Regions from separate parts of the Mus musculus genome. Here regions 1, 2, 4 and 5 are each linked to region 3. Evidence: chromatin loops called from intact Hi-C (ENCODE). Cell type or tissue: heart. All regions are shown on one strand.

Evidence for each region. Hi-C counts contacts between places; a loop is a spot of excess contacts. Peaks named below come from ENCODE experiments on the same cell type or tissue, not always from the same donor. Only the 100,000 strongest peaks of a DNase experiment are listed, where the experiment ranks them.
Region 1: a loop joins it to region 3, with 2.5 times the contacts of the local background. A loop is called at or near these places in 3 of 42 quality-filtered maps.
Region 2: a loop joins it to region 3, with 1.9 times the contacts of the local background. A loop is called at or near these places in 7 of 42 quality-filtered maps.
Region 4: a loop joins it to region 3, with 2.0 times the contacts of the local background. A loop is called at or near these places in 5 of 42 quality-filtered maps.
Region 5: a loop joins it to region 3, with 2.5 times the contacts of the local background. A loop is called at or near these places in 8 of 42 quality-filtered maps.

The regions. Positions count from the first base shown.
Region 1 is chr2:36,274,208-36,279,207 of GRCm38, reverse strand. No RefSeq gene overlaps it. Among named protein-coding and RNA genes, the nearest start is that of Ptgs1, 46 kb to the right of the region's middle. In heart, a CTCF peak has its summit at 2,455 (motif pointing right); no DNase peak of the experiment used is centred here.
Region 2 is chr2:36,024,595-36,029,594 of GRCm38, reverse strand. Gm39798 (a long non-coding RNA gene) reads left to right here. Exons shown (of 2, transcript XR_866163.1): 2 at 1-2,037. Among named protein-coding and RNA genes, the nearest start is that of Gm39798, 3.9 kb to the left of the region's middle. In heart, no CTCF peak of the experiment used is centred here; no DNase peak of the experiment used is centred here.
Region 3 is chr2:36,103,560-36,108,559 of GRCm38, reverse strand. Lhx6 (LIM homeobox protein 6) reads left to right here and starts at 4,500. Exons shown (of 9, transcript NM_001083126.1): 1 at 4,500-4,666. The coding sequence starts at 4,598. In heart, no CTCF peak of the experiment used is centred here; a DNase peak (open chromatin) is centred at 3,019; H3K4me3 peaks cover 2,440 bases; H3K27ac peaks cover 347 bases; H3K27me3 peaks cover 4,864 bases.
Region 4 is chr2:36,033,965-36,038,964 of GRCm38, reverse strand. Ndufa8 (NADH:ubiquinone oxidoreductase subunit A8) reads left to right here. Exons shown (of 4, transcript NM_026703.3): 4 at 2,324-2,641. The coding sequence ends at 2,461. Among named protein-coding and RNA genes, the nearest start is that of Gm39798, 5.5 kb to the right of the region's middle. In heart, no CTCF peak of the experiment used is centred here; DNase peaks (open chromatin) are centred at 3,124 and 4,884.
Region 5 is chr2:36,007,040-36,012,039 of GRCm38, reverse strand. No RefSeq gene overlaps it. Among named protein-coding and RNA genes, the nearest start is that of Gm39798, 21 kb to the left of the region's middle. In heart, CTCF peaks have their summits at 285, 2,282, 2,487 (motif pointing left) and 3,772 (motif pointing right); DNase peaks (open chromatin) are centred at 625 and 3,796; H3K4me3 peaks cover 1,261 bases; H3K27ac peaks cover 832 bases; H3K27me3 peaks cover 2,199 bases.

The DNA of each region.
Region 1 (5,000 bases), 170 kb before region 3:
TAACCAATGTTGGGCCACAAATCACCACAACTGAGGAGTCCTCATTCATCTAAGTTTTCACTGTCTGTGGTTTTGGTACAGAGACTGTTTTAGATAAAAAAACAGTTCATACACTTGAGATGATGTAACATGATAAGTAATGTGATGAGATCTGCTGTCCTACTCCATCCTGTCCAAAGCATGACTCATCACTCTGTCCAGCAGAGCCACGCTTGTATACATTTCCCACCCACTAGTCACTCAGTAATGCCCTTGGTTATCAGATACAGACATACTGTCGTGATATCACAGTGCTTGTACTCAGATAACCCTTGTCTTTCGTAACAATGGCCCCAACATGCATGAGTCATTTTTGTGATATGTCAAAGAGAAGTTGTAAAGTGTTCTTAACTTTGGGGTTCTGAACTTTGGTACAGATATTATGTGGGGGGAAAAACATAGAATGAATAGATAGATAGAGATGATAGATAGATAGATAGATAGATAGATAGATAGATAGATAGATAGATAGATAGATAGCATTTTAGTTTGAGTCCCAGTGGTTTTCTTATTTTATTTTATTTTGTTTTGTTCATTGACCTTGGGTTTGTGCCATAAGCCCTCAATCACTGAGCTAAATCCCCAAACTTGTTTAAGTAGCATTTGATTCAGTTTCAGTCATCCACTAGGGATCTCAGAATGTAGTTCATACGGATAAGAGTGGAGACTACTTAAGATTAATGCTATAAGCCAAGGTTTGAGATACAACTGGGTACCAAGGTATAAGGCACAGGGATAACTAGGTTCACTGGGGTTTGCTCCTTCAACTGAGACAAATGGGGAACAACACAAATCAATATTCATGCAATGTCTGATGCCCAAGAAGGAAATATTGGCAAGACATTATTGTCACATACCAATAATTATTTTTCCCCTGAAACTTCCAAAACAGTTGGGATACTTGGACTGGATTGCATTGGTAATTGAGTAGCAATATCTTGGGAGCATAGTTCAGTTTTGGATCATGAAGTACACTCGAATTAGACTGGCACTATAAGTGTTCTTGGCAGCAACACTCATGACAGCATATACCATGCTGGTAGTCTGTTGTGCTAAATGGAACTTGGGAGGTTGGGAATTTGATTTTTTTAATCAAAATATTTATATTTTGATGTTTTTGAGTGTTACTGTGACATGCAAAGTTACAAGAAGAGAAAAATGCCCAATGAAATATGATAACAAGAGTGCACAAAATAGAACCTTTCTATTACCTGAACTATAAAGTATATTCGCTTTTTAAATAGTAAAGGGGATATCACTTTGGTTATCCATTTAATGTAAAATAATTTCTGATTCAAGTGCCAAATCAACAATAGAAGACTGATTAATGTTTCTAGATTCTATCTAAGTAAAAAAAAAAAAAATGGACTGCCTGGATCTACTTCCTATATGAACTAAGAAGAATAATGAAGCCACTCATTCATTAGAGACTGAATCATATTTCTGTGGTGAGTACTAATTACTTTTCTCATCCAACCTCAACTTCTTTCACTGCATTAATTAATACTGTCACCGAGCAAGAAAATCTTCTTAAATATCCACTTTATGCAACACATTCCATCTCTTAGGGATAGAGAATCACACGCAGAATCTGTTCAATGACAATGGTAAAACATACTATTTTCAACATGCCAGATGCTGTATTGAATAATTTATGTTCATCAGTACATTTACCTTCCATACCACCCCACTAAACTGTACAAGAGAAATGACAGAATCAACAAGAAGTAAAATAATATGTTTAAGATCCATATGGTGAATAAGGAACTAGGATTCAAACTCGGATCCTAGAGTTTGTGCTCTTAAACCCTTTTGCTAGGTTACCTTCCAAAATATAAACTAAAGCATACTTCTGAATTCCTTATTACTCAGATTTCCTAACAATGCTAGGCATGAGTATAGCTTGGAAATGTGGATTGTCTTCGTTAGCATTCTCTCTGTGCCTGAACTTCCTATGTGAATTTCAAAGGGAAAGTAGTCTAAGTTGATTGTTATTTTCAAAATGTCCTAACCAAGCCATGAAGCAATTGACTATAAAGCAGATGGAGTACAAAACAGACCCTTTCATTCTAACAATGCCTAGCTTGGAAGAAATGGTTTAGTATAAGATCACTCTTATTTAATGATACTATTTAGAGCTCATGTTTATTGCTGACTCTCTGCTACCTAGAAGCCTCATCCATCTGCAACTCTAGCTCTGTATATTATTGAATGTGAATTCACATGAACACAGTTACTGTCCCAGAGCCCTTCTCCTATCTTCTGATGTTATTAACTTTTCTCTTCTTTCCCAGAGCCCTTCTCCTATCTTCTGATGTTATTAACTTTTCTCTTCTTTGGGCGTTCACGCCATATATTACATCAAGTAAAAAACTTTCCTGAAGAATTGCTGTTGTACTCAAGCTAGCCACTAGAGGGTGGCCTTTTCCAAGAAACTGGCTGAACTTGGCACTTGGCCCAGAAATACAATGAAAGGGTATTTGGATGGATTACAAGCTTTGCTAGACTGACTCAGCATCTTGTTTGTCAATAACTCAGGATAAGAAAACGTATGCCCCTTACCAAAGAGCAATCATCAAAATAGATAGCTTTAGCATCTGTTACTTAAACAGCAGTAGCCTGAAGTGTTGTAGGCTCAGGCAAGAGGAGGCCCTTATGAGACTACTTCAGCATAGGCAGGATGACGGATAAACATGGATTTCTTGCTACTCCCTCATAAGGTCTTCGAAGGGAATTCTGGCTCTCTACAGTGCTCTGGGTTTGAATTCATTAAGGATCATCATTGGATTAGCCCCATGGAGTTAGCATATAACATGAGTTAGCATATAATATACTTATCCCTTAGAGCATGAAGGACAGCCATGACCCTAGATTATGTGGAGCCTAGAATTTTGTTAAGCAACTGCTAGTTATGGAAAATGCATGGGTAATAAGAAAACAGCATTTTTGTTGGTAAGGTTAGGAAATTGCCATGAATTTAATCACTAATATGTTCCCTCTACAATGGGCTATGATGGAAAACAGAATTTGTAGGCTGTTTCCATCTATTTTCTGTTCTTATAATGGAACAGCACAGACTGGATGATTACTAAAAGGACAAAATGTGTGTCTCACAGTTGTACAAGCTATGAAGACAAGACAAAATGAAGACATCCGTGCTTAGTGAAGACTTTGTGTGCTGGCATGGAAAAAAAGACACCACACACTCAGCTCTAATCTTCTCTTAATCCCATAATAAGGGCCCCACCCTCATTACTTCATCTCCTTCTAATGAAAATGCCCTACCTCCAAATACCACCAACCTACTGAGTGTTAAATTTCCACTATATGAAATTTTAGGGAATATATTCGACTCATGACATAAGCTGAGTCAGAATGTTAGTGAAGGCAGAGATTTGTGATGTTCGCCTGAGTAAGAAGTTATCTTGAGACAAACTGTAATCTCTAGCTGATGTAATTTTCACAAGTATGTGTTAGTTAAAATTAAAAAAAAAAAAAACTAAACTTAACTTGAAGGTATTTGCAACTCAATGCTGCTGTCAAGAATTCCTTCTTTAAATGGGAGTGACCACAGAGGAAAAAAAGAGAGTGGAGAAATGCAACTGGGGAAAAAAAAAGCAAAAAAGAAACATATAAAGAATGCAGTCATGTTTCCACAGAATCCATGGACGGGTTCCCAACTTGCCATTAGATGAAACACTCTTAGGTTCTCTTTGTTGTTGCTTTGTTTACTTTTTTGATATTATAATTTGATTTGTCTATTTTGTGAAGCAAATACTATAGAAATGACCTAGTTGAGAATTAATTTGGAGACATGGTGGCTTGTGTGTGTGATTCCCTCATGTAGAAGGCTAAGGAAGAATTGTCATGAGTTTGAAATCAGTCTGTGTATATAGTGAGTTTCAGGATAGTTTGAGCTACAGTGTAAGACTGTCTGGAAGAGAAAAAGTAAGTCCAAAATGTGGTTGGTGGTTTGAGTGTGAAGTATCCTTCACAAGTTCATGTTTTGGAACACATAGTACATGCAACAAGTACAATTTTGGACATTTTTGGAGTGTGGTGGTTTGAATAAGAATAATCTCCACAGGCTCATATATTTGAATGCTGAGTCGCCAGGGAATGGCACTAATTGTTAAAGGACAGGAAATGAGTGTGAGGGAGATGCTGAAGTGTAGTTCCCCACAACTGATGGCTTCTGGTTAAGGTATGGGAAGAGAAGGGCTCAGTTCTATTTTCAGGGCAGGCTACTGAGAGTTTTACCATGCTCCAGTGATGTATAGACAGCACAAAGAGGACTTGGTTGGTTGGTTGGTTGGTTGGCTGGTTGGTTGGTTAGTTGGTTTTTCTTTTCCTACTAATTTTTGTTTTCTACTTCTTTGATGGGGTGAAGGATATGGAGAGACTGGGAGGGGACTGTGATCATGGTACATGATGTGAAACTCCCAGAAAATTGATGGAAGTGTTATATAGAAAAAGAAGAAAAAGAGTTACACTGGGGGTGACCTTTGAGGTTCCAAAAGCCCAAGCCACCAGACCCAGTCTCTCTGTTTCTGTCTCTGTCTGTCTCTGTGTCTCTCTCTGTCTGTCTCTGTGTCTCTCTCTGCCTGTCTCTATCTGTCTCTGTCTCTCTGTGTGTCTCTCTCTTTCTCTCTCTCTCTCTCTCTCTGTCTCTCTCTGTGTGTGTCTCTCTGTGTCTCTCTGTCTCTCTCTGTCTCTCTCTCTCTGTCTCTCTCTCTGTCTCTCTGTCTCTCTGTCTCTCACTCTGTCTCTCTCTGTCTCTCTCTCTCTCTCTCTCTGCCTGTAGATCAGGGTGTAGTCCCCAGCTATTTTTCCAGGTCATGCTACCATGCCTGCCTCTGTGCTCCCCACCATAATGATGACACTCTGAAACTCTGAAACCGTAAGCCGGTCCAAATTACATACTTTCTTCGTAAGAATTGCCATGGTCACGATGTCTCTTC
Region 2 (5,000 bases), 79 kb after region 3:
ACTGTATGTTCTACAATCCAAACTCCCTCCAAGGAGGGCCACCTGAATCATCAAGAAACGCATGCCATTCTGTAGAATCCACACAGGGAAAGCCAGTGTTAACTTAGTGATTGGCATCACCAAAAAAAAAAGAGAGAGAGAGAAAACTCACCTTTTGTGTGTGTGTGTGTGTGTGTGTGTGTGTGTGTGTGTGTGTGTGTGTGTGTGTGTGTGTCAAAGCCCAGAAATCCCTCTGGCAGTCTCAGGAGAAATGCCATCTGTGAACTGAAGGGAGGATATGTAAAAGGTCAAAGTAGGCTATGGTAATAAGAAATATAATTGCATGCCAGTGTTCCTTTAATTTGAGGACTGAATGCAAATGAAGCAGGCGTGCCCTTTCTTCCAGCCGTATTTTAATCAGTTCTGTTGCTCTTGTGGGAAGAGTTGATGTTTAAAAGAAAATGATAATAGCATTCCTTTCCCTTGCCATCCGGAATGGGGGCATGATAGGATATGACAGCTTGATTTAAAGACATTGTTTATCCAATCGTCTGTTGGACAGGCAGCTTATGTTACTGTGGTGGCTTTCAAGGATCCGAGGGTCCCAGGTGACAACTCAAGTAGAAGAACTCTCAGGAAAATTCTTTAGTGTCTGACATACCATATCAGAGTAACAGGCAACGAGGCAAAGAGGATGCTGAGACAGGGGAATTTGCCCATTCTGTCTTTAATTCAGAACATGGTCCTATCAAGCTACTTTTACGTCTGAGTCTGCTGCTTTACCTATAGAAGGAAGGATTGGTGGAAGAGAGCATCTGGGCTCTTGTTCCATACCAAGAACTACATTGTCACAAGAGGTTTGAAACTGGAGAAGGGTGCTGGGGTTTGAAAGGCTTAAGCAAAGTTGGGAGCCAGGGTTTGGGTAAGATGAGGGGGAGGGGAAAATGTAACCGAAACTATGGATAGATGAAGGAGTCATATGGCTAATTAAAATATCCACCGTTTTTAACAAGTGAAATCTGGATGGAGGTGCTCACCATGGATAGACAGTGCTTCCTCCAGAAGTCATGGGTTATCAAATGAAGATCTCAGTGCCAGCTGTGGGATATTGGTTAGGAAGGTCCCAGAGCATTTCCCCGCCGGTACAAGTCATCTCCATGACTTTTGGTTGCCCACCAGAACTAGATGGTAAGACTCAGTTGCTGAAGACACAACACACTCTGTTTGCAGCATGTTGAGAAATAAAGGAATTGACCTAGAACATTTCTTTCTGATGGTTAGCTTTCATAGTGCCAGAAGGTATGTCATGCAGGCTGCTGGTGGGAAAAAATCATCACTTGACTTACACAGTGATGGACCCTGCATGCTACCATATCAACCTGCCAGGCAAGGTGCACCTACTGAAGCAATAGTGACAAGACTGTTTCAGAGGTAACCAACTGTTTTCTGATTGTATTTGAACCTGTTCCACAGGTCTCTTACTGTAAACCTGGTCCAAAGCCATGATACAGGGGGTCATAGGCTCTGGGGAGGTGAACCTATTGTCTTGCTAACCAGACAAGTTTGTCAAACTGCCTTTTTATCCTGAAGTCTATAGGTTAGTGTTGCTCTCAACACTGGGGAGAGACGCTTCTTTTTGTAGTGAGCAGCAGGCAATGCAGAGATTTGTAAAGGGTGAAAGTGCAGAAGATCTGTGACTGTTGAGTGCTCAGCCCCACATGAGACATGTCTACCAACTTCTAAAAGGTTCCAGGAATACTGTGGAAGAGGGGGAAAGCCATGTAAGAGCTGGAGGACAGGGAGGGCACTGTGAAATGCTGTCCTCAGGTTGTAACAGGGCCGGCCATTGTACTCATGGACCCACAGCAGCTACAGTTTTCTACACAAGATCAAGCCAACGGTTTAACTGGGGGAGTGACGACAGGGACATGAAGGTAGAGGAGCAGATATGTGTGGAAGTTTGCAAGTGTCCAAGAGGAGTGGAGGGGGATATCATCACAATGTGTTGTATATAAGTTAAAATTGTCAAAGAGTAAGTAAAAATATTCTCAAAAGGAATGTCATGTGACCTGTTTTGTCTTTTAGCTAACCTGTTAGAGGTAACTGGGATTCTGATCATTTTCTCAAATTAGATCTAAACATCTGGGGGATTCCTTCTGGAAATTTAAATAAGAAAGATATTTGGGTCTGTGTTTTATTTGTATGTATGCATGCATGTGTGTATCTTGTGCATGTGTGAATGTGCAGGTATACACACAAGTGTGTGTGTGTGTGTATGTGTGTGTGTGTGTGTGTAGAGGCCAGAAGACAACCTTGGATGTCAACCTCAGGAACAACATTTCCTTCCTTTGAGATAGGGTCTCTCGTTGGCCTGGAGCTCACCAATTAGGCGAGCCAGCAGGACCCACAGATCATCGTGTCTTAGCTTCTCAGCAATGGGATCACAAGCACACGTCGCCAGGCCTGGGATGGTGGTGCATACACATTTAATCCCAGAACTCCGGAGGCAGAGGCAAGTGGATCTTGGTGAATTCAAGGCAAGCCTGGTCTACAGAGTGAGTTCCAGGACAGTGAGAGTCACGTAGCAGCCCTTGTCTCAAAAACTAAAACCTAAAACAAATAACCAAAAATCACAAAATAAACCATTTCCCTCATTGAAATTTTATGTGATTTTGTTGTTGTTTAGGGATGAGTTGGATAGAGCATTTATAGAAAGCCCTCTTCTCTCTCTCTCTCTCTGAGTGATTATATTTTTTATTGTATTTGTGTGTGTGTGACTGTATGTACAAGTGCCTGTAGGTGGTCATGGAGGCCAGAAGAGGGTGATAGATCCCTTTGGAGCTGGAGTTAAAGGCATGGATGAACTGCCTCAAATGTTGGAGCTGGGACTAAACTCAGCTCCTGTGACAGAGCAGCAAGTGCTTTTAAGTGCTGAGCCATCTCGCCAGTCCCTACTAGGAAGCGTTCAACCTTAAAAACCAACAGAAAAAAACCTTTTGGGAATCACCCCCTGCTTAAACTGCTTCTCACTGAGCCAAGCCGAATCAGCGAGATCCTTTGGCCCCTTGGGTTCTGCACGGTGAACCTGGGGGCTGACACTCTGCGGGTCAGGATGACTGTCATACAGGAGGGGGGTACGGCAGGTAGGAAAGCTAAAGGAGGTCCAGGCATAAGGAGCCAGAAAATCAGGTGTGCCATCAAAGATGTGTGCCATCAAAAAATGTGATATAGAGACATCCAGAAAGGCTACGGGCAAGAAGTTTGCAGAAGAGACTGTTTAACCAATGAGCATGCGAGATGTCTAACCAGTGATCAGAATGATGGCATTAAAGCCACATGGTCCATTTTATTTGTTCAGCAAAAGTATAAGAACCTGATGGTCTTAGGGTTTTACTGCTGCGAACAGACACCATGACCAAGGCAACTCTTATAAAGGACAACATTTAATTGGGGCTGGCTTAGCTTTTCAGAGGTTTAGTCCATTATCATCATGGCAGGAAGCATGGTGACATACAGGCAGACATGGTGCTAGAGAAGATGAGAGCTCTACACGTAGCGAGGAGAGACTATATATCACACTGGGTGAAGCTTGAGCATATATATGGCCTTAAAGCCCACTTTCACAGTGACACACTTCCTCCAACAAGGCCACACCTCCTGACAGTGCCACCCCTTATGGCAAGGCATTCAAATGCATGAGTCTCTTGGAGCCATACCTATTCAAACCACCACACTGATAATATCATGTATTGACCCTGATATGGCAGTCATAAATGATATATCAATGCACTGTATCCAGAAGGTGGATCTATCAAAATAACAAAGCAGGCATATAATTCCACACCTGTAAAGTGACTCTACAGAAACGCTGATGTACTATAAGGGTTTCAATGAAATAGTGTTTGTAGGAAATAGAGAGGGGAAGCAACTAAGCACCAACCCCCACTCTCCCCCAGCAGCAGAACAACTGGCTTGTGGTGGTTCTGCCCAACGCAATCCTGCACATCCAAAAAAGCTCTGGAGTGACTCTGTATTGACATGGGAGATACCTCTGGCATGTAGCTCTTATCTGTATTAATTACATGGTGATTATCTGTGCTGTTTGCCTCCCTTTCTTCGCTTGAGTTTCTTCTGTCAGGGGCTGTGTATATTTTACCTCTGACTTCATGGGAGTTGATGGAGCAGGGATGAGGAAGGACAGGGTGGGCAGGGGGCAAATAGAGAGGGATATGGCTCACCCAAGGCTGTGCAACTCTGAGTTTATTTAGAAAACACTGTCCAAATGGCAGTTCTTCTGGTGACTAATGAGATGGTTTTGTGTCCTCAGAGCCTTGAGAAAGATTTTTTGGAGGTTTTGTTGTCTCCCCTGCAGAACAGCATGACAATGGTGCTTTCTTTCTGGGTGGTTCTGTTAATTCAATAACATGGCCATGGTACACCACCTGGTTTCAAGCACACGTGTACAAATGCACCCTCACTGAGGTGACAGGTGCACCCCACAACAGGGTGAAGAAACCACCTAGCAGAGCAGCAGAGGGAAGACTCTCCCGGGGACAGGACACGGGGCTCATAGAACACGATGCTGCAGCCACAGGCCGCCTGAACAGCGGGCCCCCAATGTTGTGCTCCCTGTGAGTCAGTGCTGGGCTAATTGGCAGACAATGGCCTTAATGAAAACGCCATGTTTCTTGACAAAAGCACCCACCCAGCTCCCAAGCCTGGAGACAGCTTGAACCACTTGTGTAGCTCCCCTTCTTCTGGGGGGGATTCCAATCTGTTGTGGAACTGGGGACACAGACACTGTCAATTGATGGGTGTAGGCTCCGACTCACTGCAAGTTCAATGCCAGGAGAACTGGACTAGCTCTTGAAACAGCAGCGAGGGCCCAGAGAGGCCAATACATTCCCATTGTTTTACAGTGGTTAAGCCGAATGCATGGTGACAGACAGGGAAGGCTTGGACGAAGGGAAACCCTGGGAGCAAAGACCGGAGAGGGGGATTGTGGAGACACTGTGGAAAAA
Region 3 (5,000 bases):
GGGTAAGGACTGTTAGCTCCATTTGCAAGCTGGGAAACAAGGATTCTAAGAGGCAAAGTGACCTGCCCACGATCTCCTGCGGGAGGAAAAAGACTATCCTGTCTGAACAGACTCTTTGAGTCTGACAATCTGGTCTCATTCTGTAACAGAAATCTGGATTTGTGGGAAGGAAGATTTCATGTCCAAAGTGATTTCATTTTTGTCTTTGAAGTTGGGTATGCTCTGAGCTAGACTAATAGGTGTTCAGCTTCCTTGGGTAAGTTATTCAGGGGAGTTTTTGATTATTTGAATTATGCCCTGCCTATTCCAGAAGAATCTGAAGTAGTATCTTCCAAATCTGGTGTGTCCATGCCACAGTGACCCCTACTATTTTTAGGCTCATTTCTATGTGACAGATATCCTGAGGCATATGTTCCATAGTTTGGTGGGGCTGCGCATAGGAGGTGGGCTCTGTTGTCATGCCCACCTCACAGGTGAGAAATCTGAGGCTGAAGGCGTGAATAGAGTACCTGTCTCCCCTAAAATAAGGGGTGGTGTTAAGACCAGTGCCAAGGCAAGCTGCCCTCACTCTTTGGACTTCAGACCTGATAGAGTTCAATGTCTCTTAATCTAGTCTTAATTTTTCTGAGGATTTAGTCAGAATTCAGGTGAGGAGCTGCATACAGATGAAAGTTTCTGTTAAGAGTTCCAGAACTCAGTCTAGATTTCAATAAACAAGGGCACTGTGCCAGCTCTGTGGAGTTGCCAGGAGGGTTGAGAGGGTGGTGCATATGGAGCAGAACTCAGTCACGTAAGTGGTGGACACTGACATAGTCACTGTCACTACTCTGGGAGCACGGACTTGCCACTGCTATGTCCCACTCCTCCTCATAGCAGTGGCACCACCTGTTTGCTCAGCCCCAAGACCTTTGCCATCATTTCTCTACCTGGACGAATGTCTTCTGTCCCCAGACTATGTAAATCTCATCTGACATTTCATTTCACGTGGTCTTCCCTTACCTAAGAAGTTTTGAAGTAGCAACAAGAGCTTTGTCTTTTTTTGTCATGTACTATGTACATACTAGCCTCTGGCCTCTCCGGGCCACTTAGAGGAGAGGAGGGAAAAGAAGAGAAGGGGAGAGGGGAGGAGAGCCCAGGGGAGAGGGAGAACCAGACAGTATTGTTGCTATTCCATATTTGCCCATGAGCCAGAAGGCAGATGCAGGCTTTTGGCAAACTATGGAATGTGTGTGTGTGTGTGCGTGTGTGTGTGTGTGTGTGTGTGCATGTGTGTGTGTGTGTGCGTGTGTGTGTGTGTGTGTGTGTGTGTGTGTGTATGTTGTGTGTGTGTTGTGTGTGTGTGTGTGTGTTATGTGTGTGTGTGCACATGCTTACCATGAGTGGTCACGGTCATGGGTATAGCCCAGAAATCAAGGTCATAAGCTCCAGTATATGAATCCAGTTTTAGTTCTCGGTTCAGGCCATTATTAGTCATGGGGCACTATGACGGATATGATTTCTTTAAACATCAGGTTAAAATAGGTAGCATGGGTACCAATAGGGTATGCTGCCTCACAGAGAAAACTGAGATCACGACTCTAATATGCTTAGCATTCTAATGCCAGGCTGGGATTAAAGCACCCAAGAATAGAAGTGTGTATGTGTACATTTGTGTGCATGTACACACCTCACCTGCTCTCCACCGTGGATCTGCTCTCTTTAGTATAAAAGACTGGTTCAGAACCTGTGTGCCCAAGAGCAATAAAGGACTGCAATGCAAGGGCTGATGCCATTAGCTGGGGTTGTGTCTGCCTGAAGAGCAGATATATATCTCTAAGGAGTGGGAGGTGGGTTTTCAGTATTGCAGTCGTGTATAGACATTGTCCATGTGTGCTTCTGGCCATGCCTAATTGTGCAGACAGAGACTGACACCTGGGAACGATGTTCTTTGCAAAGGTGTGTGTTGCTTCCCCTTGAGCCTGGCGCCTGGCTCATCACCTATAAGAATGCAGTGCATAGTAAGAGATGCCTCATAACAGAGGTTATACAGGGTTTGGAGCTCCATAGGAACTTGGCCTCTCCTGAGTACGGCTGTGTGTACAAGTGTAAGCGTGATTTGAGGGGGTGCTGTTTACATCTGTAAATGAGGGCAGTTAGGGAGGGGTGGTCTGTGTGGTGGGTGGGTAGCTCTATGCAGGACTAGGTCTAAGTCTGAGTGTGCACAGTGTTTTAGAAGAAGACACACATTTACACACTTCTCTGGCATAGTTGGTGTTTGAGGAAGAAGGCTGAGGCTATAAATGTCAGTGTTTGTCAGTGTCAGACCTTTGAGTTTGAGAGTTCTCTGTTTGGGGCTTGTGCCTGCTATCTAAATGTCTGGGTCTTTGCCTTTCCCTAACTCTCATCATCCTTAGAGTCCTATAGTACGTAGAAAGTATGATTAGGTAAATCTTGAAGTGGAAGTGGATGTCCCAAGTAATTCATTCCAAAAGAACCAAGGGACCTACCCTCCCACTCTCACTAGCACAGGCTCCCCTGCCCCCAGCCCTGTTCAGCCTTTAGAAGCTGGTGCAAGCTCCGGTTGTCATGAAGCAGGGATATTTTTGCAGGAGTTTGAGGGGTGTGTCGAAGTCTAGGACCTGAAGGATTGGTGTGAGCAGGTGACCATTTGCGACACAAATATACCAGGCTCAGCACTACATCAACAGAACGTGGCTTCATGTGGAATCCAGCCTTGTAGATGGGCTGACCACGGATTCCTCTCGCACCTATTAACGTTGTGTGAGGGCGGCAGTGGGTGCCCTTGAGGGAGGGGCGGCAGAAGGAGCTGTGAGGATATGTGCCCCGCCAGTGTCTTTGTATGTTAGCATGTTCCAAGAGTCTCCCTGTAGCGCCTAGTTTCAGTGTGTCTCTCTGTGTGTGTATGTCTCTGAGTCTCTGCCTCCTTTGGAGTGTCTCGCTCTTCTTAGCGGGGAGGGGATTGGTCACGCATGACTCATCTTGAACGGAGCGGGGCTCCAGCGGCAGGGCGGTCGTCGCCGCAGCTGGAAGGGGAGGAGGACAACGAGGAGGGAGAACAGGAGGAGGAAGAGGAGGAGGAGGAAGAGGAGGAGGAGGCGGCAGCCGCAGAAGCAGCTGCAGGGACCTCTCCAAGTTTGTCGGGACCTTCTTCAGAGGCAGTGGTGCTGGCAGCCAGGGAGGCCAGGACTGCGCTCAGGCCGGGGGCGGGGAGCTGGGGCTGGGCCCGGGGCGGCGGGGCCGGAGCCTCGGTTCTCCAGCTCTCCCAGCAGCCTCTGCCCCCAGGACGCCCGAGGCCCCACTCTGCGCCTCTCTTCGCACTGCGCGCCCACCGAGCCCTCCCGCTCCCGGGCCCATGTACTGGAAGCATGAGAGCGCCGCCCCGGCGCTGCCCGAGGGCTGCCGGTTGCCGGCGGAGGGCGGCCCCACCACCGACCAGGTGAGCAAGCAGGCGAGTGGGTGAGCGTCGGGGATCCTGGGGCCAGCGGGAGCCGGGATTCAACCGGGCCGGGTCGGGTGGCGGGCGGCAGCAGGAAGGAGGGGTGCTGAGTGAGCCCGGGAGAGTGTGTCTGCAAGTGTGTGAGCGTGCGAGCGGGCAGGCGGGGGTGGGGGGTCGCGGAAAGCGGGAACACATTATGCAAATGTTGGAGGAATTTCTCAAAAAGCGATTTAGCAAAGACATAGGCGAATCAAGAGGAGGCGAGGCCAGTATTGTCCGTCTGAATAGACGCTGATAGCGCCGATGCGCCAGAGGTTGTGCCGGCGCAACGCTGAGGATCTCGATGAGGGGCCGGTCCCGGGAGCTCCAAGAGTCTGGAGGGTTCTCTTTCCTCCTCCAAGAGGCCTCTCTTTTCTCTTTTTGGCCTCATTTCACTCGCCGATCTCGCCCTCTTTGGCTTGGGGCTTCCCTTGAACTGGCCCTCCAAAGGCGTTTGAATCGGTGTCAATATCCCCGCTTCAATTTCCCGGCGCGCGTCGAGCGGGCGGATGCTCCTAGCGCTCTGGGTTTTATTTTCTCAACCACCACCACCACTACCACCACCACCACCCCCATCTCCTTTTTATTTTCTTTCTTTCTCTCTTTTCTCCTTTTTGCATTTTGTACCGAGAGTAGGAGAAGGGAGGGGGCGGAGGGAGAAAAAAATTCGATTTTTAATTACTACCATTAAAAAATCAAATTTGCAATTCTTTGGGCGGCCTGATGGATCTCACTGATTGACAGTTGGAATTGACACTCTGGCTACCTCTTATCTTGGGCATTCACGACAATTTCTAATTGCAGGTAGTTTGTGTGTGTGCGCGTGTTTTTTTTCCCCCTCAGAGGCTTGGATTGCAAAGGAACTAAGCGATTACTTCAAGAGCCACGGGTTAAGTGCAGGGAGAGGGGGAGAGAGAGGGAAAAAAACCCAATCCAAATTCAAATTGCTTCATTAGAGAGACACCGCTTTTGTGGGGAAGGGCTTTAAATGCCCACTACAAAGTTAGGACTCATTGTTCAGCGCCGGTTTATATAACAGGCGAGGGGAGGCGCTGGGCTCTGACAGCTCCGAGCCAGTTCAGCAGCCGCCGTCGCCTGCATTCCCTCCCCCTCCCCCAGGTGATGGCCCAGCCAGGGTCCGGCTGCAAAGCGACCACCCGCTGTCTCGAAGGGACCGCTCCGCCTGCCATGGTGAGTCCTTTCGGTCCTGCTTTCGGCCCCGAGTCCCCCCAACAGCACAGGCCAGGGCTTCTGGCTCAGCCTTCCGGCTACCAACCTCTACCCCTGCGCTGGAAAACTGCCGATAGGAGCCGCCTCTCGTTGAGCCTTGGTTTTTCTGGCCTGGAATGTGAGCTTTGGCTGCTTCCTGCACCCAGGATGCGCTGTGTTAAAAGTTGGGGGCCGTCCCTTCTTCTCCAATAGGTCCTTTCATTCTTGTACTCCAGCCTAGGGCGCGACATCCCTGGCACATTTCGGTGTCAGTCGGTGCGCGAGGAAACCAGATTCAACTCTGAGTACTCGGCTA
Region 4 (5,000 bases), 70 kb after region 3:
CCACACTGGCCTGACAGCTCCTGCTGCTGTAGCTCAGGAAGGGCAAGCTGGGTAGACACAGTCGCTCTGAACCTTGCTCCACGGGCTCCTGTGGAATCTCAACTATCCCACTTCCATCCAGCCCTGTCTGCAAGCCGAGGGCTGTCCTGGAAGAGCTGTGCCCGAGAGCCTGTGTGAGCCTGCATAGCACCAGGCACACAGGCTGTTCAGCTCTGTTCCCTTCCCTTTGGGGCTAGCGCCCATGAACAGTTGTCACCAATAGAGTGGTAGCATAGCTTTGTTTTTCAATCTGACACGTTTTTTTTCTTTTTTTTACTTCAGACATTCTTTTGCTAAAACTAAAAAAATTACTTTAAATAGTAGCCAACCAAAGTTGAAAGTAATAGGACTTACACACTTAACCAATAAAACTGCCTTTTCTTGTTTCTTCTCACCACAGGGGAAGCGTAAGTCAGGCTATCAAAGCAGTATTTATTCTTGAGTCTTTTTATATGGACATTTTTTTACCCCTTCCCCCAGGTTTCCATATTAGTTGCCTCAAATGTGTATTTCTTGACATGTTTTATCAATTTTGATTGTACTCCACCCATTGTTCAGTCTCCTTCTAGAAAGAGAGCAGAGAGAGGCCTAACCTATGTTTCATTCTCTGATTCTGTGTGGCCTACTTGCCTCTCCCGCTGATATCTCACCCTTCCTAGGCAGAGTTAACTCCTGCTCCCACTCAGCAACCACAGAGAAGTGATCAGGGACCTCCTAGTTCATCCTGGGAACCCCATTTTACACATGGCCGCTTCATCAAGTAGGCAGTCCTAGGCCTTCCCTTAGGAGTGGCCCTGGGGTGCTCCTGTCCTTTCTCTTTTGGAGTGCACCACACAAGAGCATGTCGCTTTCTTCTCCCCGCAGTCAGTTGTTCAGGGTCCCTGCTTACTTTATGTTCAAGAACATTTCTTAGAAGCAAAGAATGACAGTTTTCTAGATTGATTTTATAAATACCTTGAGTGAAGCATTTGGAACTACTCTGTCAAGCAACAGGAACCCTGAGTGACTTCCAGTTACAGCAGGAGACAGAGACCTGCACTCAGACCTTGGGCTCTGGCCAGTTAGTCAGCCTCCTGTGAGCTGGCTGTAACCTGCACACAAAGGGTTATAGTAACTGTGTACCTGAGAGATCTGGGCACAGAGACAGACAGACCTAGCCTCTCATGCATACAGATAGCTAGAGTTGGTCCCATTAGAGTAAAAGCCAGAAAATGCTTAGTGACTGTGGCCCACTTAGAAGGATCTGCTGCTTCCTTAACTTCCAAAGGATAATTTCTGAACTAGAGGTAATGCGGAGCGGCACAGCATTTACCTAGCATGTACAAGGCCCCGAGTCTGGTCCCCAAAATACAGAAAATTAAAAAATTACAAAACAACTTGTGATGGCTTCCCACTGGAGATTCTGGTGGCCGGCCATTGGGGTGGCATCTTCCTCTCAGCTGCAGTTTGGAACCTACCATCTACGTTGGCCCACGGACTCAGCTCTGAGTTCTTCTGTTCCAGCTATCCGGCCTGGTTTCCCTGCCTTCTAGCCTGCATGTAGTGATTGGTTGCTTCCCTGTAACAGTGGCACCTGTTGCCATCAGGTTAAATTGAAGCACCTTTGCATAGCATTGCATAGTGTATCACCCAGCCCTGTTCCCTAGCTGCATGTGGCATTTATAAGCACGGATCTGACATTGTGTCCTAGCAAGGTAGCCTTAGTGAGCATCTGTGGAATCTCCTGGTGGGAGCTGGGAAGAGTGAGCAGACAGCAGGCTCAGCATCTCAGCATCAGTGCTGATAACAGCAGGGTTTGGTCAGTATACAGCCTGCTCTGTGTTGACTTCTCTGGACCTTCCCTCTGTCTTCTTTGTCTCTGCTCTCTCTGTCTTCCCCTTAATCGTCCCAGCTGGCTCCCAGTTCTCTTCAGAAATAGTCTAGGCCCCAGCCTTCACTGTGAGTGATTTGTGCAGGGTCCACCCTTCTCTGTTGTCATTGGGCAGCAGGCAGCAGGGTAGCCGGGTCTTGATTGATAGCTCCTCCATCTTGCTCACTAACCAGTGAGTGAGTCCCAGAGGATATCTTGTCTCTGCTGAGGATATATTGTCCTACCATATAGAGGGTCAGAAAGTCTGCTTTTAGATGTTGACTCTGATTCAATATAGCTAGATATATCTTCCCGAGCTTTGAAGCTGAGGAATGGTTGAGGCAGCAGGAGCAGAGAGGGGACCCCCAGCAGTCTCAGGGTTACTACTGTTCAAGAGTCTCTTTGAACCCTGACTCTCTTCTTCGCCCTTCCCAGGTCACCAAAGTGAAAACAGATCGTCCTTTGCCAGAGAATCCTTATCACTCAAGAGCAAGGCCAGAGCCCAACCCTGTGATTGAAGGGGATCTGAAACCCGCCAAGCACGGCACCCGCTTTTTTTTCTGGACCGTGTAGAGATGGGTTGACGGTCCACACTTGGTCACCTCGGTCATGCGCCCAGACAACAGACGACGAAAACACCCGTGCCGATCTCGTGTTCTTTCCTGGATCACAGACATTAACAAAAAAGTTAATTTATGTGACTTGGCAGTTATTCTATACATTTCCTGTCCATTAAAAATTTTAAAGGAAACAGTTGTGTTTTATTATGCTCTATGTAACCTTTTAGCCTTTAAAGATGACTTCCCCTTGTTCTTTCTTGTGCCCCTGACTGTCCCACTTGCTTTGTCCTGTGGAGGACCAGCCACTGTGGCAGGAGACCCACATTCCCATATGGAAAAATGAATGAAGGAGGCTTTTCTACCTGAAGCAGCATTTCAGGGTGTTTGGCATACAGTGCAAAGCCTCAGGTCTCTTTTCTCCTCCAGCAATCCAAGCTTATAGATTTCACTAAAAGTCATTCTAGAGAAATGTTCAAGATAGAGCAACGAAAGGTCTGAGCCTGTGACTCAGGCTCGGGAGGGGCTGCTAGCTGGGCCTTAGGCAGTGTTTCTTAAAGCTCCTTAAAGAACCTCACTTCCACCGTTTCCCCTCCATAGCCCATCGTCCGGGTGTTATAACCCAGATGTTTTTCCTGATAGACGAGGGGGAGGGGGAGGCTGAACTCCCAGCTCCAAAGCCAGGAAGTTGGAGGTCTGAGTGTCAGTTCCAACCTTGGGTGTGTTCTTTAACCTCCTGTGAGAGGTTGAGTTTGAGGACAAACCAAAGGGTACAAGCTTATCTACCTCCTGGGCAGGTTAGAGCCCCGGTGTTTATAAAGCTCCTTGGTTCAAAGCACTGTTCCCCCAAGTCCCTTCACCCCATCTAGTTCCCTCTCATCCACTTGGCCATTTCCTTTACAGCTGGCTGAGTCACTGCTCGTTCTGATTGTGGCGTTACATTGCCACATAAGACTGTGTAAGTCATCTGAGCCTACTGGGCTTTGAGCTTCTCTGCAGAACTGTGAGAAGAAGAGATTTGGACAAGTGTCGCCTTCAGTGCATTTGGAGGGAGCGAGGCTTTAAGGGGCAGGGGCTGCTGTCTAAAGGATCTGAGGCCAGTTCAAGGGAAAAGACTAATGGTTGGCCATACTGCTCACCCCACCACTGAGAGCATTTGCAGTGAAGTTCATACTTGGTCCACACAAGATCCTTGCTAGTATCTGTCTTAGACTTTCAACTCTTGAGTAAGCCCTTTAGGTTTTAAAAAAGCTGAGGCGAAGTCTGTTAACATCTTGGTAGCCAAGTAATTGGGAGCCAGCTGCAGTACCTGAAGTTGGTCATGGTCACAGATTGACAGGTATATGGCGTGCTGCCTGCCACATTTTACTTCCTCAGTTCCCTCCCAGAGGAAGCTGGGTCTGTCTTAAATAACTCATAGTGCTTACCCAGCTAGCACTTGCACTATGCCGAGTGATTACCACGAGTCCACTCCTTTGTGGTCAGAGCTATTTGTAAGGGATATCGTTGAATGGAGAGAGAATGCATTGCCTTACCAAAGGACTCGGGTTTCCAGCACCTGCTTCAGGTGCTTCACAACCATCTGTGACACCTAAGACGATCCAAGACCTCCAGACTCTGGGCGCGCACGCAGATGTGGTATACACATGATTTAAAATAAAATGTATAAGGAAAAGAAATGTCAGCTAGCCCATCTCATAGTTGAAAGAACATGCTTAGGAAGAGGTGGAGAGGGCTCCTCCCCACTTGAGAAGTACATACAGGGTACACGGGAAAGGTTTTCTGGTTCTAATGAGCATATCTATCCATTAAAACCATTAGTAATCCATATCTGATATCTGGGATTCCCTCCCCACCCAGAATGGTTTCATTGGTCTGTGGTGTTGCCTGACAGGGTATGAAAGCTCCCCTGGTTTGTGGAAGGCTCTGGCTGATTTTGTATTTGAGGAAGCCAGTGAGCAGGTCACATTCTAGCTGAGTGCTAAGTGGCTAAGCTGAGATTTGAACCCAGATACAGCAGGTAACAAAACCTGTCCCATAACGTAAGTTGGTGCACATGCACCATACGGAAAATTCTGGGTCAGTGGGTCTGTAAGAGATTTGTAACAAGCTTTCCAGCAGACCTCTGACTCCTTATTGAATGGGGTACAAGAATCTGATGGATGTAGCCTGCTTCAGGTGGTCTGTGGCATGCCAATCGCTCCCCGAATGCTAATCCACCTCTGTAGATTTCGACCAGTGCAGCCTGAACTGTTAATGTCTTCAAATTCAATTCTAGGATGTTTTAACTTTTACCCAAGTTGGACGGCAGCTGTGTCTTCCACCCTCCCCACCTTGCTTTGAATTCCTTGAACAAAGGAACCAGCTTTTGGCTTTCCTGTGCTCTTCTTGATGGGATCACACGACACCATAGCCTTCTAGGACAGAAGGGTCTAGGTAGTTAAAGATAATAATTTCTTACAACAAATGAAGGTCTCAGTGGCAGTAGGTAAAAGGTCACGGAACAATTTGAAAGCCGTTAGTGTGAAGGTCCCCTGAGCAGGGCTTCAAACAAC
Region 5 (5,000 bases), 97 kb after region 3:
ATAATAAATAAATAAATAGGCTGGCAGCATTCCCTAACTCCCAGAGCTTCAGCAACAACTGCTGTAGCCATTTTCACTCTCTCCGAAGAATGCTCACTAGTCCAGCCAGCTAATAAGGGTAAACTGAGGCTTGCAAGGAGGAGCACGGATGCCTTTAGGACAAAGCTGGACTCAGAGGCAGATTCAAAGGAGTATTTATGGGTTTCCCAAGCGCGTGCTGTCAGGGGACCTTGCAGCAAGCCCCCTTCCCCCTCCATCCCAGCACCCAAGGGCTCCCGGGCACAAAGCCACTTGGCGGCGCTCGAGGGGGCGCGCGTAGGAGCGCGCGCGACGGCCCGCGCCTTCGGCCAAGATGTTCCCTCTCGGCATGATTGACAGGCTCGAGTGCCGAGAAACAAAATTGTTTATGCGCTAATGAATAAGGCCCTGATTGCAAGATCCTGTTTGGAAAATTATAGTGCGGCGGCGGCGGCGGCGGCCGCGGCGGCCCAATTACAGCCCGCGCTGCATATTCATTTCGTCTCTCCTTTGCATGGAGATGAACGGGCGGCCCCGAGCCCTGCAAAGGCAAAGCCAAATTTAGTCCCAGGTTCCGCACTCCTCCGCGCCATTGTCTCCCCGGACCACCTGCCTCCTGCCGGCCTGATTGCCCGCGAGGGCGCGGAGAGGGAGGCCAAGAAAGTTCTCCCTGCCCCCTCCTCGGGCCACCACCCACCTCCTGTCCTGCTCTTTGCCCTTTCCCTGTCCCCGACTCTCCTGGTGTCTCTCCTTCTTCCTTTCCTCTTTCCTTCCTGTGTGGACCACACGCTTTCTGACTCTTTCCAGCACTCCGTGTGTGTCTCTCCCAGGTCTAGAACGTGAACTCAGGCTGGGATGCAGCCCAGTTGTAGAGTACACGCATCTCATGCACTAGACCCTGGGGGCTGCCTCTAGTACCCAAAGAATGAATCAATAGAATGTGGAACATGCGAAGGAATGCCAGTCATGTCTCCTCCCTGTTCCAGCTGCAGAAATTCCCTGGGTTCATAGATTTCTGGGCCTTAGGAGAGAGCGGGAGAGGGGGGCAGTAAGGGGGATGGCTGTTTCGCTCCCCTCCCCCACGAGGCACATCCCAAGACTTTGAAGGTCCCTCTCTGCCTGGCGCCTCCAGTAAGTAGTCACCCTATCCTTCCAGCGTGCAAGCATCCTTCTCAGCATAGCTAACCCATCCTTCTCTTCTCCAGGCAGGAGACAGTTTGCTCCCAGTAGCGCTGTTTCCAAGCATAGCCTGATATAGCTACTAGCATAGTACACTCATGTCTTTTCTTCAGCTCTGACCTGAGAGGCTCCCAGCGCTGACTGAGTCACCAGGAGTCCTGGTGTAAGGCTCAGGGCAGAGAAAACCAATAAACCCTCTGCCATGTGGGCACATGCTCACTCTTCACTTGCACGGTTGGGGCTTGGTGGGCTGGAATGGGCGTGAGACTGGGGAAAAATGCCTTGAACCCCCAACCTATATGGATCCCACCAACCAGGTCAACCTGGACTCTAGCCAATGACAAGAATGGCTTTCTTAAGATCCACCATTGCTCTGATCCAGTGCCCGAGGCCTGGAAGTAGTAAGACTCGATCAGATGTGTCCAATTTCTCTTTTGAAGATAATCTTTTGCCCACGCTGGCTCAAACTCTGTACGACGTAGCCAAGGATGGCCTTGAATTTTAGTTTCAACAATCAAGAGCTAGAGTTAGAGGTAGGTCCCACCAATGTTCACACCATAGCGGGTGAATACTCTACCAAGGGGGCTGTGCCCCCTTAAAATATAATTTTTGCTTATTCATGTGTATGATGAGTTTTTGTTCATCATGTGTATGCAGCTGCTCCAGGAGGCCAGAGGACACCCAATCCCTTGGAACTGGAATCACCGGCAGGCAACCTTGAGCCACCTGGTGGGTGTCTCAAAGGACTCCGGTCCTTTGAGAGAGCAATGAGCATTTCTAACTGCCGAGCCATTTCTCCAGCTGTCCATCCTATTGACATTGCCATATAACATTGTCATCAACAAAGGCCATGCACAAAATCATAGAACTGAGTCACAGAATAAAATAACCATAGCAACCACCTCCTCCAAACTCCTTCATACTGTTTTAAAGAAGTTTATAATTTTGGGTTGAGCAGAATACATAGCTCTCTTGACCACGTACGGCCTATGGTCCAGAGTTGGAACACATTTGAAAATGACGGTTTTACAGGTTCTGAGCTCCATCCTGCTCAGACGTCCCCGAGATGACCAACATTCCCTTTCCTGGTGGTTGGGTGTGAAGGCACTGATGTGAGCAATGGATACCACAAACATCCTAACCCACCAGGAGACACACAAAGTAACTTCCACCCCCCACCCCCCCACACGCATCCCTGATTCTCCTCGAAAGACCTCAGTACCAAGACACAAAGACAGGCCTTCCCAAAGGCCGTGAGTGGGGCAGCACTGCCCTCTGGTGGTTTTTCTGGACTTCTGCTATATTCAGACTGGCTTCCCAGAACTACAAAGGAGCCTGTTGGTACCCAGGCAACATCTATTCCTTTCATTTCAATTCTCTGCTGCCTTCCCCCTCAACCCCCCAGGACTAGAACTTGTCTTTAGCAACACCCATTCAGGAGGAGGGCTCCCATCCTAGAGAAGTTATGTGGGTTCAATATCTGGTTCCTAGCTTATCGAGGGGCGATTGGATCACAAGAGTGCTAATTGCGTAAGTGAACTAGTATAAATGTAACTTTATAGTTAAGTGGTCTGTTATAAGCTAGGGCATGGTTGGAAGAGCGGGCCACTGGGGGTGCACTTTTGAAAGGCACATCTTGTCCCTGACCCATTCTGCCTCTCTGCTTCTTGGCCACCATGATGTGAGCTGCCTTCTTTCTCCATACCCTTCCATCATGATGCTTCAGCTCTGTCTCGGCCTACAGCAGCCGAGGCAGCTGACCATAGACCAAATCCATGTGCCGCAACAAATCCTTTGTCCACGGAGTGGTTTGTCGCTTTCAGATCCTTTGTCACAGTGATAAAAAGTGACTGATATAGATCTGGAAGGCAAGTGACATCAGGCCTGGAAAAGTCTGACAGGTGCCTGGAGACTGTGAGAAGTCCCTCAGGTGGAGCTCTGAGAGTCTCTGAGCACTGAAGATGTTGGTGTTCACCCCACACCATGCATCGAAGGGTACTTCATCGTAAAACTGAGCACATGTGCTACAAAAATCCGCCAACTCATAGACGCTGACATCTTTGATGCTCCCGGTCTGAAAGTTCGATGTGACACCTGGCTGCTTGGTGATCCATCTTCCAATGTAAGCAAGAACAGTAGGCCATTGGCTAAGGAAACACCTGCAGGCAAGGACAAAGAGACCTGGAAGACCAGAGACAGCTGAGCAGGACCCTCCAGGGAGGTAGGGGACAATCTAGGAGGCCAAGGACAGAGAGAGTTTCAAGAGAGCCATGTCAATAATAAGAGAACAAGAGAAAAGGACCTGCGGTGGCTGGGTGTGACTTTTTGAGCCCTGAAATTGGTACTTAGCAATTACTCAGCAAGTCTAAGCTGATCCATCTTTCAGGTTTGCCAGTCTAGGGGGGGGAATGGCCTTGGGTGAGGACATTTGGCTGACTTTTGTCTTTCAGGACATTTCAGAGTAGGAAAAGGGAAAAAGGACCCTAGGGCAGAAGTGAGGAGAGTTTTCCAGGGAAGAGATAGAGGCCAACACTGGATGCAGCTCAAACAGGCTGCAGTTTACCCTATGACCACTAGAGGGAAGCAAAAAGCAGGTCCAGCCTTGACCCAGGCTTCTTCATCTAAGGACTGGGTGGGCCTGTTTCTTTTCTGAGAGGTGAAACAGCCGAACACCAAGATATTTCAAACACTTTACTCTGCAGTTCTTACCCCCACACTGCAATCAAAGGCACAGTTAGTATGGACAAGAACAGAGCCTGTGGGCAAGCTGAGGGAGAGGGAGACCAGACAGTCCCACAAGATCTGGCTAAACCTGTGGGGGATCATCGCCTTTAAAGATGCCTCAGGCTTCCCTACTGAGTGCTGGGGAAGTGCCCTCCACTCCCAGCATTCCCTGTGATGGATGAGTCCATGCTGCTGCTGTCTCTGGGCCCCAAGACACATCCGAACAACCAAGAGTTTACTTCCCCAGCAACCCCATGTGTCTGAGGTACCCTGCCCTATCCTTGGGTACCTCCTAGAGTTGCCTGTGCATTCTCTGATGCCTGCTGAGGACAGCGGCAATACCATGGGTCAGGATGAGTAGTCCTGACCATGGCCGTGTGATCAGACCTTCAGAGAAGCTGTTGTCTGGGCGCCTCACTAGAGATGAAGGAAAGGATGGGCTCTTCTTCCTGTGTCTGCCAAAGCAAGCCTTAGTTGATCAGAAATGGCAGGGTTGTCTAGAGCCAGAGTGTCTGCAGGGAGAGATGATTCCTGCCCGGAGGACAGAATTTTCCCCAGAGAGACAAAGCACAGAGAAGCCCAGGTAGAAGGTCAGGACAGCAGTGAGTGGACAGTTGGCTAGTACCAGATTTCCTGTGGTGTTACCCTGAACCAGTAGATAGCCCTCTCCAGCCTTTGCAGGGAAACACATCCAGGATTCTGGATAGCATTTCACAGACTCTGGAGAGCTTTAGGATTGGTATGCAGAAGGCCAACCTTGGGCCACCCAAGTGGCCATGAGGCCCAATCCTTCTCTTACAACACACTATGGTTCCAGATTTGGGGGTGATCTAACTCAGTCGGGTCTTGATACCACCATTTTGGTTTGGGAATTAGAAGGGCTAGCCTTAGGACTGTAATCACAAGAGTGTAGTCACTTCTTCCCAAGTGCCACCAGGCAAGTACACTCCTGTCCCTGAGCAGACATTTTCCACCCATGGCCAGGCCTTCAGAGTCACCAGTTTCCACTCACCCTTCTGGGACCCAGGCCGAGTTGGACCTCATGTCTCCCTGACAGTTGCTCTAAGCTTGTGCCTGTG